2 separate regions of the Homo sapiens genome follow, and region 2 is linked to region 1. A link is a contact called in ENCODE Hi-C or POLR2A ChIA-PET data. All regions are on one chromosome and are shown on one strand. The core of a region is the stretch at or near the end of the contact, and the rest is flanking DNA. Distances in the headings are between cores, read along the strand shown. Region 1 holds the start of SCTR-AS1 (SCTR antisense RNA 1). Region 2 overlaps STEAP3 (STEAP3 metalloreductase).

Region 1 (5,421 bases), core at 2,048-4,547:
TTGAGACCTGGTTCTCCTTCCAGAGGGGCCTCATCAAGGGAACTCAAGTGATGTAGAAAGCAACATCCTCAATAATATTCTTGCAGCAAATACAGTGGTGACACTTGTGGAGCTGTGTCCATAGGCCAGGGCAGTGGCTCTGAGTGTGGTCCCAGGACAAACAGCATCAGCATCACTTGGGAACTTGTTAGAAATGCAGATACTCAGGCCCCACCCCAGACTTACTGAGCAATCTGTGTTTTAATAATCCCTCTGGGTGACTCTGATGCAAGCTGAAGTTTGAGAATCATGGGACAAGAGTTCTCAACCCTGCAGTCAAACGTTAGAATTACCTGTAAGGCTTTCAAAGGACATGATGCCTGGGCCCACCCAAACCAATTCATGCAGGATCCCTGTGTGCCACGCCGGCTAGGTCTATTTCTAAAGCTCCCCAGGTAGTCGTACCATGAAGCTAGAAGGGAGACCCATTGCTGCTTAGTTGTTTAATGCAAACTGATTGGCCAACAGATGTGCCATCTGCTCCAGAGAAATCCAGACCTTTACTTGCAAAGCTTATAGGAGAGGGCGCCTTCCTTCTTTCCTTCTTCCCTTCCTCCCTCCCTTTCTTACTTCCTTCTATCTTCAACACTGAGCACTACCGTGTACATGGCAGAGTCCAAGGGTGCATTAGACAGGATAGGTTCCTGATCCTGAGGAGTCAGCACCTAATGAGAGCTTTGAAAGTAGTCTAGTGGGAATTCCAGGCAGGCAAGGGTGTCGGTGATGTGGACAGGATGGTAGGGCAGCCCTCGGTCCATCCCCCATCCTTGTCTGATGCTGCTTTTCTTGGCAGGTTGTGAGGGGATGTGGGACAACATAAGCTGCTGGCCCTCTTCTGTGCCGGGCCGGATGGTGGAGGTGGAATGCCCGAGATTCCTCCGGATGCTCACCAGCAGAAATGGTAACCACTCGGCCCATGGGGCCTGGCGGACAGGCTGAGGGGTGTCCCTCTGGGTGGGGCCTCAGCTTAGAGGCAGGAGGCCAAGGAACCTTCTCTGAGGACAAGTATGGGTACAATGATGGGGGAGATCACTGCAAAGGATTAGAAGCCTTGCTTGGGAATGTGGGGTGGACTCAAATTCTGAGGGTGTCAAGCAAGGGGGCAGGAGGCAGTGCACTGGGGAAGGCGATAAGGGAGGCTGGGCCTGCTTCTGTCTTCCCCAGGCCCTTCAGCTAGGAGCTCTCTTCCTTCCTTCCATGTTTCTGCCCCCTTAGCAACCAGGGGCCTTGTTCCAGTCCCCATGTCTGGAACCCCTCCTGGTAGTGGCAGGCTCCCTAATGGCCTGGCCTTCCAAAATACTTCCTTCCACTGTCAGGCCCTGCTGAGAAATTGGCTCCCTGGGAGCCCCTGGCCTCCTGGGGCGAGGGGTTGTCTTACCAGAAGACAGCTGCGGATTTAAGAATTTTCCTAGTTGACTCACATTGATTAGAAGTCGACCATGCACTGGACATTTTTATATGTACATACGGGCTCATTTATTCATCATAAACCCCCTGCAGATCACAGGACTTTTCCCTTGATCCAGTAAAGAGTAATAATAACAGGGACTGAGAAAAGCTGTGCAGCTGCCCCTCTTTCCTGGTCCATGCAGGACAGCAAAGCTGCCAGATGAAGCCTGAACAAGAATAGGTGATTTAACACTAAAACCCACCAGCCTTTCAAAGTCAGGCAAGGCAAAGATGACCACGGTTCAGAGACTGTGGGAAGGGAGTGGAGATTCTTCTCACCATAATTCTGCTGTACATACGCACATGTGTGCACACACACACATATTTGGGGAACATGCTGCTCCCTCGAAGCCTCACTCAACACCCTACACTATGGGAACTGGGGGAAATGAGGTAGACAGGCTTGAAACCCGCTCCTCCAATTCCTGGCTTGGTAATGCTAGCTGCTGTAACAGACAATGCCCCACATCTCAAAGCCTTCATGCAAATTTGTCCACAGAAAGTCCAAAACAGGCTGGGTGCGGTGGCTCACACCTGTAATCCCAGTACTTTGGGAGGCCGAGGTGGGCGGATCTCCTGAGGTCGGGAGTTCGAGACCAGCCTGGCCAACATGGTGAAACCCCATCTCTTCTAAAAGTACAAAAATTAGCTAGGCGTGGTGGTGCACACCTGTAATCCCAGCTACTCAGGAGGCCGAGGCACGAGAATCACTTGAACCTGGGAGGCTGAGGTTGCAGTTAGCTGAGCTCGTGCCACTGCACCCCAGCCTGGGCGACAGAGTGAGACTCTGTCACAAACAAACAAACAAACAAACAAACAAACAAAAAACGTCCAGAACAGGAAACAGGTATTCCTGATTAGCAGGCAGCTCTCCTCTACACGGTGACCCCAGCACCCCACACCTCACAACCGTGGCATCACATAGTTTCCAGGCTGACTGGCGGAGAGGAAAGAACTCGGAGGACCACACAGCAGAGGTTCATAAGGGGCGGGCCTGGGAAGGATCCCACTCTGCCCACATTCCCTCGGCTAGAACTCAGTCACATGGCAACATCTAACTGCAAGGGACCTGGGGAAATGTCTTTTAGCTGGGTGCCAGTCAGCCCCGGGATCCAAGTTGCTCACTGCTGGGGAGCCTCAATTTTCTTGACTGTAAAATGGGGAAAATAAATAAGACCTGCCCTGTAAGGCTGTGCTTGGAAATAAATTTTGTCCCTTCTCCCCTACTCCTCTCCCTTCTTTTCCTTTTTCTCCTTCCCACCTTCCCTCCCCTACCCCTGCCACACACACCCCCGCAAGCTTACCAACTTTACCTGCCAGCGTGGCCCCTCCATGCTTGCCTCTGGGGTCCTGGGAGCTCAGGACACAGGAGATTAGTCCAGATGTGGCGGACCTAGAGCCCCAGGCTGGTCAGGTGCAAGGTCACGCCCAGACTCCACTTTCTGACTCCTGTGCAGTGCTCCTCCACAGCTGACCGGGTTTTTCTCCTGATGGAAAGGACTCGAAGCTCTTCTCCTTTGCAGCCGTCCCTTTTCAGCCTTCCCAGAGCCACAGCACCTCCGCCTCCCGCAGCACTGTCCCTTCTGCCCTGCAGAGGGGATAGGCGGAGCTGGTGCTCACGGCCACAAAGTGACCAGGTGCCAGTCCTGTCACATCCTTTCTCAATTAATTGCTTGAACCCCTCCCTGCCTCATTACGTAAAGGCTCAGTGTCTCCCTCTTGAGGCTCCCCTACCCTTGGATTGCTCATGGTCCGCGGCAGGAAGCTGGACCATGTCCACACAACGTGAGGATGGAAGCTGGGGTCCTGTGCCGACTCTGCTGCAGTTTCTTCTCGCCGCCACATGGTGTCGCTGTGGGCCTGCAGGGCCACACCAAAGGCCTGCCTATTGGGCTCTGGGCTCCCTCCAGGGTGGTGGGGGCCACGTTGTTCATACCCAGCCTGGGGGTGGGTGGCCCAAGAGCACAGGTCAACAGCTGTCTGGCCTCAATTTATCATCAAGAACTCCCACCCACCCCTCCTTCATCCCCATAGATCTACTTCTGGGTCTGATTAGACTCCTGCCCCTTCATCTCCCGGCAGGAAGGCAGGCTTCCCTAGGTGGTGCCCCCAACCCTAACCCCAGGGGGAGCGCCCAGTGAGGACAAGGTGCTCTGGAAAATAAATTAATTCTCCTTGAGGGCACCTACTACATGGGTCCTGACAGGAGGGGTGGGGTCCATGTGACTGGAGAAACCGCAGGCCGATTCTGCCCCCAGATGTTTCTGTTCATGCCAGGCCTAGAATGCTCCCTCTAGGGTGTATTCCTTTGATTCTGAAAAGGACGCTGGTCTTCCAGAGTTCCTTATTAAAAAACACAATTCCCCAGCGGCATCCCCTTGGCCCTCTTTCTCTTCCTACTTAGTGAGGATCTGGCCTTAAAGCGGTCATGCTTCCCAACCTGATTAGGGTCCCGGAGCCTTCTGAAAATCAGATGAAAGCTTTGGACTAGTCTTTCCCCGAACTGCATAAATATATATCTATATATCTATATATTTATATATATGCACATAATATATATATTTATTTTATATTTATAATATAATACAAATATAAATATAAATATCTATTTATATTATATATATAATATAAATATCTACATCTATATATATATATATATGCACAAACATCCTTTCAGGGGTCCCCTGAGGTGCACACTGGCCTGTGCCTGGTTAAGTTTCCCTTACCTATTAGGAATTCAGCCCTGGGGAAGTGGGGAGGCAGCTGCTTTGCAGCTCTACAGAGTGGAAGGCAGGGGGCCCTGCCTTGTTAGCAGCTCTGGGCACCTGGCCTGGGTCACATGCAGCATCTGTCTTGGGAGTCCTGCTGTGTCAGTGAGGAGAGGGCCCCAAACGGGCAGGCCTGCTGCCCTGGGCGAGCCCACAGGGAGCCCAGCCTCTAGGCACGCGCTGTCTTATAACCTTCGATTCTGGCCTTGGGGGAATTTGTGTTCCCTTAACTTGCTTTCCCATCCACCCAGCCTAAATTTGACCACCGTTGTTTCCCATCTGACAACCTAACTCTCTTGATTCAGTTCCAGAAACCTCCCCACCCCTCGCCTAAATTCCAAGATTCCAAGCCCCTCCCACTTCTGCCTATTTTAGAAAGGCCAAAAAGAGAGGGGAGTGATGCCTCGGTGCCCGCTCTGTGCCTGGCACCAGCCTAGGCATTTTCCGTGTGCTCTCATGTTCCCTGCTCACTCTTGCAGTGTGGGTGATTATTTTGTGGCACAGAGAAATGATGCACCGAAGGTCACACAGTGACCAAGAGGCTGCACTGGGTTTCAGACTCAGATCTGGCTGCTTCTAAACCTGCGCTCCAGGCCTCCTGAGCCTCCACAGGGCAGGCATGCCCAGATCTCAGAGGACACGGTCTCCTGGTCCTAGACGCTGCCCCTGAGACTTCAGGAAGAGGGCCCGGTGGGTGGGTAGAACAGTGATAGCATACGCTGTGGCTGGGCATGATAGCTCAATTCTGGGCCTTGGTGTTCTGTCCTGTAAAATGGGCAGCAGCACCTCCTTCAGTGGGGCACTGTGAGGATTAGACCCTAAACCCTGTTAGCCAGGGGCCCAGCCCCTGGAGACTGTGTAAAGAAGCATGCCACGCTCAGCTGGGGCTGTTAAGGCTCCAGTGAGAGCAAAGGGGTGGCAGGGCTCCTACCCACAGGACTCGGCCATCAGCATCCTGCCCCCTGCAACACTTACACCGGCCTGAGCTGGGGAGCCAGATCCCAGCCCTCCTTGGCAGCTCAGAGTACAGAATTCAGCGAGGCCATTCAGCCCGAGGAGGGAAACTCCTCACGGTGGCCTTCCAAGACTTCCCTCCTGGCTAGTGGCTCCCTTCCGCAGGCTGGGCTCCTGCTGTAAAAGCTCCAGTGGGGAAGTGCTCTCCTCT
Region 2 (5,421 bases), core at 1,942-4,441, 220 kb after region 1:
TTCCTCTAACTCTGGGAAAGAACTTAGGTTCTAAAAGCTGAACCCTCATTTTTCTGCGCAGGTGAGCTGCTCTGACTGGAGTATTTTGCAGTCTAATATCTAACAGCCAGTTAAAACTGGCTGAATTGAAACACTTAGCACAACCCAAACCAAACCAAAACAATAACAAAAAAATACCAAAGGAAGGCTGGGTGCGGTGGCTCACGCCTATAATCCCAGCACTTTGGAAGGCCGAGGCAGGCGGATCATGAGGTCAGGAGATTGAGACCATCCTGCCTAACACGGTGAAACCCCATCTCTACTAAAAATACAAAAAAAAAAAAAAAAAAAAATTAGCCAGGTGTGGTGCCGGGCGCCTGTAGTCCCAGCTACTTGGGAGGCTGAGGCAGGAGAATGGCATGAACCCGGGAGGCAGAGGTTGCAGTGAGCCGAGATTGTGCCACTGCACTCCAGCCTGGGTGACGGAGTGAGACTCCGTCTCAAAAAAAAAAAAAAAAAAAAAAAAAAAATACCCAAAGGAACACAAAACAACATGTAAAACTTTGAAAACAGATTTGGGAACAAAAGGATAAATGCAAGCACAAGTCACCTCTTTGTGGAATCAATACACTGTTTCAATGGTTTTTAGCTAAACGAAGTGTCTGAGGTGTTCAAACCAGAGAGACTTCACCTGAATGGGGGGCTGGGTAAAATGAGGCTGAGACCTACTGGGCTGCATTCCCAGGAGGTTAAACGTTGCTAGTCACGGGATGACATAGGAGGTCGGCTCAGGATACAGGTCATAAATACCTTGCTGATAAAACAGCTTGCAGTAAAGAAGCCAGCCAAAAGCACCAAAACCAACATGGCAACGAGAGTGACCTCGTTGCTCATTATACACTAATTATAATGCATTCGCATGTTAAAAAACACTCCCACTAGCGCCATGTCAGTTTACAAATGCCATGGCAATGTCAGGAAGTTACCCTATATGGTCTAAAAAGGTAAGGAACCCTTAGTTCTGGGAATTGCCATCCCTTTCCTGGAAAACTCATGAATAATCCACCCCTCGTTCAGCATATAATCAAGAAGTAACAATAAGTATAAGCAGCTGAGCAGCCATGCCGCTGCTCTGACTATGGAGTAGCCATTCTTTTATTCCTTTGCTTTCTTAATAAACTTGCTTTCACTTTACTCTATGGACAGGTCCTGAATTCTTTCTCGCGTGAGGTCCAATAACCCTCTCTTGGGGTCTGGATCGGGACCCTTTTCCGGTAACAAAAGCATTACAGATCTAGGGGTCAGCCAAGGCCCCTCAAGAACCATGGCTGTCCCCATAGCCTGGTGTCTGCTGTGGACATGTGTGTAGGGGAGGGTGATGGGGCTCAGGTAACTTCTCACTAGCCACGCTAACTTTAAAGGAGAAGGTTGCAGCTTACCTCAAAAGCCAGCATGCCACTGTTGGCTGCACGCATCCTGCATTTAACGTGTCCAGCTCAAATCCTCTTGATGACCATATGGGGTGGACACAGGCACAAGTGAGCAGCAGAAGCTCCGAGGGCCTAGGAAACTTGTCTGATGATGCGGGGCAGGTAAGTGGGGGTCTTGGGACTGAGATTCAGGTCTTCGGGTTCCACTGCCTGTGTTTCCTGCACTGGAAGTTGCCACACACTGCGGCATGCGCACCTATCAGTCACTTAGGGAGCTGCAAAAATAGATTGCCAGAGCCATCCCTCAGCATCTGAGTCCACGGATGGGAGGCAGGCCTGGGTTATCTCTGTTTCTCCAAGAGGGCTCTGGCTTCAGCCTATTTGACAGGGACTCACAGTAAGAACCATGTTTTACTCTGCTGTCCGGTAGACAACGAGGTATGCTACATTTGCAAATAAAACTAGCAATTCCATATAACTGAAAAAGTATCCCGACACCATGCAAAACACTCCACTGTTTTCTTTGTCATTCTATTTTATTTCATTTTTAAAATGCTGCTTGTGATCCATGGAATCAATTGCATGACCCACTAGTGAGTGTCCGCCAGTTTGCAAACACTGACTGGACCACTTTTAGGCCCAGGGTTGGGGTTCCTTGGCCTCTGTCTCACTGTCTCCTACTGAACTCAGAAATCGGTGGTTGGTACCTTAGTCAGAGATAATGGAAATGTGGCCAGATACCCTAAGAATAATAGCAAAATGCTTTTTATTTTTCTTTCACACATAATCTCTTACTGTGGCTCATAAAATCCCTGTAAGGCATTAACTCCATTTTTCAGGGGTGTAAACTGAGGCTCTTGGAGCAGACATGCTCTGCCCACAGTTACAGAGCAGGGTTGTGGGGAGGGAAAGCTGGAACTCAGGCTTCCCAGGCGCCGCTGACATGTGCCTCCTCCATATTGACATCTGGTTTTTGTGGATGGAAGGCAGGCACTGATTTCCACAAGTAAAATCCTGCCTTTCTACCCACCTAACCCCCCCTGCTCTTGCAGTGGCAAAAGGACTGTCCTATTTGTATTTCCACTCTTTAATATGTAAAGTAGAATGCAGCTGCTAGGGTCTCAGTCAGCTCTTGCTAACAAAATCAAATCCACCGGCTTTCTCTGGCAGGCAGAGCCAGGGCATGTAATCTATGGCTGCTTAAGGGAGCGGCTTTCTGGTGAGGGGAGCAGCCTGCAGTCTGCTTTAATTGTGGATAAACCATGCACGCCGGATACTCCAGGTGGGAAGAGGAAAATCCTAGATTTGGGTATGAGACACATGGGGATTAGTGGCAGATAAATAAAATTCTTCCCCTTCTCGTATGCTAACATGTGTCAGCCATGAGCCCTCCTCCAGGGACCTTCTGAGATGAGCAGAGCCAGGGAGATTCAGAGGCAGACACACTTTAAAAAACACACGGCTACAACTCTGTGTTGTTCCAATGGATGTGAAGCATCCCTGGTCAGGAGCAATTAATTTGGATTACGTAAGAGCATTACGCTGTCACTGTCCCTGAGTCCTGTACCACGTCCTCCCTGCACAGATTTCTGTTGATAGTGGGGGTGGATAGGATGGCTGTTCTCTGCCCTGTTACAATGGCAGGATACAGCATTAGTCAGCTCCCACTCATGGGAGGGGAGGAGTTAATCCGCCAACACTGACCGCAGATTCTGTGTGGAGAACAGTGGGAGATGCCAAAGAAATGTAAACAATGTCCCTGCCTCCGTTTCCTTTATCATGGAAAGATGGCTCTGCCTGTCTTGTTCTCTATTGCATCACAGGCCTAGCAGGATGCCTGGCCTGCAGTAAGTGCTCAATAAATGTTTGTTGAATGAACAAATGCAAAAAGAAACTTTTGCCACTAGCAGCATTTCCCAGAGTATGTTCTGTGGAGTATTTTTTTTTTTTTAAGAGGCAAGGTCTTGCTATGATGTCCAGGCTGGACACTTGAACTTCTAACTCCTGGAAGAATCGCTCAAGCTCAAGTGATTCTCCCACCTCAGCCTCTGTTAGTAGCTGGGATCCCAGCCACATGCCACAGCGCCCAGCTTGTGGAGTGCTGATAGCTGTTATTTGGAAAAAAGGAGGGGGAGGGTGCTAACACTCCAATAAGTCTGATTAACAAAGGTTTGTTTGTTGTAGATGTTATTCGAATCTTTGATGTGCCAAAGTGCATTGTGATCTCTTAGGGGGAAGTAAATCTTTTCTCAAATTCATCTGATGACAGACCTCCTTTTTCTGGATTTTTTCATAGGAATGGCATCCTTGGGAAAAAGCTGTGTCGCATCCCCTATAAACTGGGGTCCTAATGCTTGTGTCTCATCCACGCTGCATGAATCAAGGGGTTAAGGGGAACAACAGAGCCAGGTTGAGATGAGGGGTGGAGGGTGGTGGGCTAGGCTCGCTCACTCCCTAGACTCCTACCTAGATGGATGTCTAGGTAGATGATGACTCCTACCTAGACCAGCAAAATGTCCAATGACTTCATGTCATTCAATTTTGTTTGGAAAGCTCAAGAATTCTAGAAGCTTGAGAATGGTGGACCCAGGGCTCAGTGTCCTGGTCTGTAATTTTTTCACATGCCTGTGTCTGGCTTCCTCATGTGTTGGGAGGTTAAGCTTGTAGCAGGCAGCCCCTATCAAGAGGCTTGGATGGGCCCTCTGGGTCAGGAAGGCCTGGCATCTCACCGAGTGGTCCTGCTGTGCAGATGATCAGAGCCCAGGCAGTTCTCAAAGGCAGAGCACTTACTCATGAGAGGTGGGCCAGGGCCACGCTGAAGCTGGCTGGCAGACTAGAGACTACTTTACCTGAACGAAGCTGAACTCCCTCCAGTTGAGCGAGTTTGCAATGGACGGCAGTGAGGTCACGGCCAGCAGGGACAACGTGCCGAGGGCCAGCACTCCCAGGGAGAGGTAGATCTCCATCCGCCAGACCTCCTCCTCCACCCAGAGGTGGCTCTTGTTGGCCAAGACCTGACATGGATGGAAGGAAAACCATGAACACTGTGGCAAAGGCTGGTGCCCCGGGAGGGCAATGATGAAGGACACAAGAAAGACAAGACGGCGGGCGCTCACACTGCACCTGACGCTACCTGGCTCTGTGATAAGCGTTTCTCAGGCATTAACTCATCGAATCCTCAAAACCACCCCACAAAGTAGAGATCACTATTAGCCCATTTTAGAGATGGAGGAAATGAGGCACAAAGATCAAATCACTTTCCCAAGGTCACATGTAGCTAACAGATGCAGAGCTGGGATCAGGACCCACTCAGCCTGGTGCCAATGACCGGGGCTCCTGGGGCTTTCACATATCTGCCCCGGGGCAGCCAATCAGAACAGTCACATCAGCAGAGTAAGGAGTCAACCAGAAATACAGCCCTTAAGCATGGCTCCGTCTCACGGTTTTCCGGCCCCAGAATCCCAGGACAGGAGAGAGGAGCTCTCCTAGCTCTGAATCCCCTCAGCCAATGAGCTCACACCTTACTGGCTGCTTCCCTTCCCAGCCTGTCTCACCCTGAGCCCTCTGTCTTCCTGGAGCCCCACACTGCCCCCATCACTGGCTCACACTCAGGACATACAAAGACACATACAGACACTGAGCCCCCAACACTCCCCGACCCAAAGCTCTCAGCCTCCCCTCTTCCTACCCAGTTCTCTACTTCTGCCTGAGGCACACAGCCTTGGCTCAACTTTGCCAGGCAAGAGAGACTGACGGCCATTCACCAAGCAGTTCAGTGACCACTTACGAAGCACCTACTGTGTGCCAGGCCCTGGGCTACAGAAAATAAAGATACCTGCCCTTACCCTGCCCTCACAGAGATCTGGGCCCCCCCACCAAGTTCCAGGACATATAAATTGGGGAGCCCCTATGAACCTGGAGATTTCTGACCCTTCTCTCCCCACCTTGCCACTGAGCCCCCTCCTAGCCCAGCCAACACTCACTCGCATAGTGCCCTCATGAGGAAGAACTT

Evidence for each region. Hi-C counts contacts between places; a loop is a spot of excess contacts on that map. ChIA-PET counts read pairs that join two places held with the same protein, here RNA polymerase II (POLR2A). Pooled maps may share reads with other maps.
Region 2: a pooled map shows a loop between it and region 1 (2.6-fold over the local background). The contact joins the enhancer-like site here to the promoter of SCTR-AS1 in region 1. A Hi-C loop is called at or near these places in 2 of 37 single-sample maps with no recorded cell type and 4 of 50 pooled maps. POLR2A ChIA-PET finds 5 or more read pairs at or near these places in 1 of 52 experiments (Caco-2).

The regions. Positions count from the first base shown.
Region 1 is chr2:119,474,330-119,479,750 of GRCh38, reverse strand. SCTR-AS1 (SCTR antisense RNA 1) reads right to left here and starts at 3,297. Exons shown (of 2, transcript NR_147847.1): 1 at 2,793-3,297. SCTR (secretin receptor) reads left to right here. Exons shown (of 13, transcript NM_002980.3): 3 at 833-940. RefSeq lists an enhancer at 4,430-4,980.
Region 2 is chr2:119,253,686-119,259,106 of GRCh38, reverse strand. It overlaps STEAP3 (STEAP3 metalloreductase), which reads right to left. Exons shown (of 6, transcript NM_182915.3): 5 at 4,259-4,423. Among named protein-coding and RNA genes, the nearest start is that of STEAP3-AS1, 7.3 kb to the right of the region's middle. RefSeq lists enhancers at 2,561-3,427, 3,753-4,696. Within about 2 kb of position 3,191, at least 3 of the 41 ENCODE cell types and tissues checked have a DNase peak (open chromatin) inside an H3K27ac peak, as active enhancers do.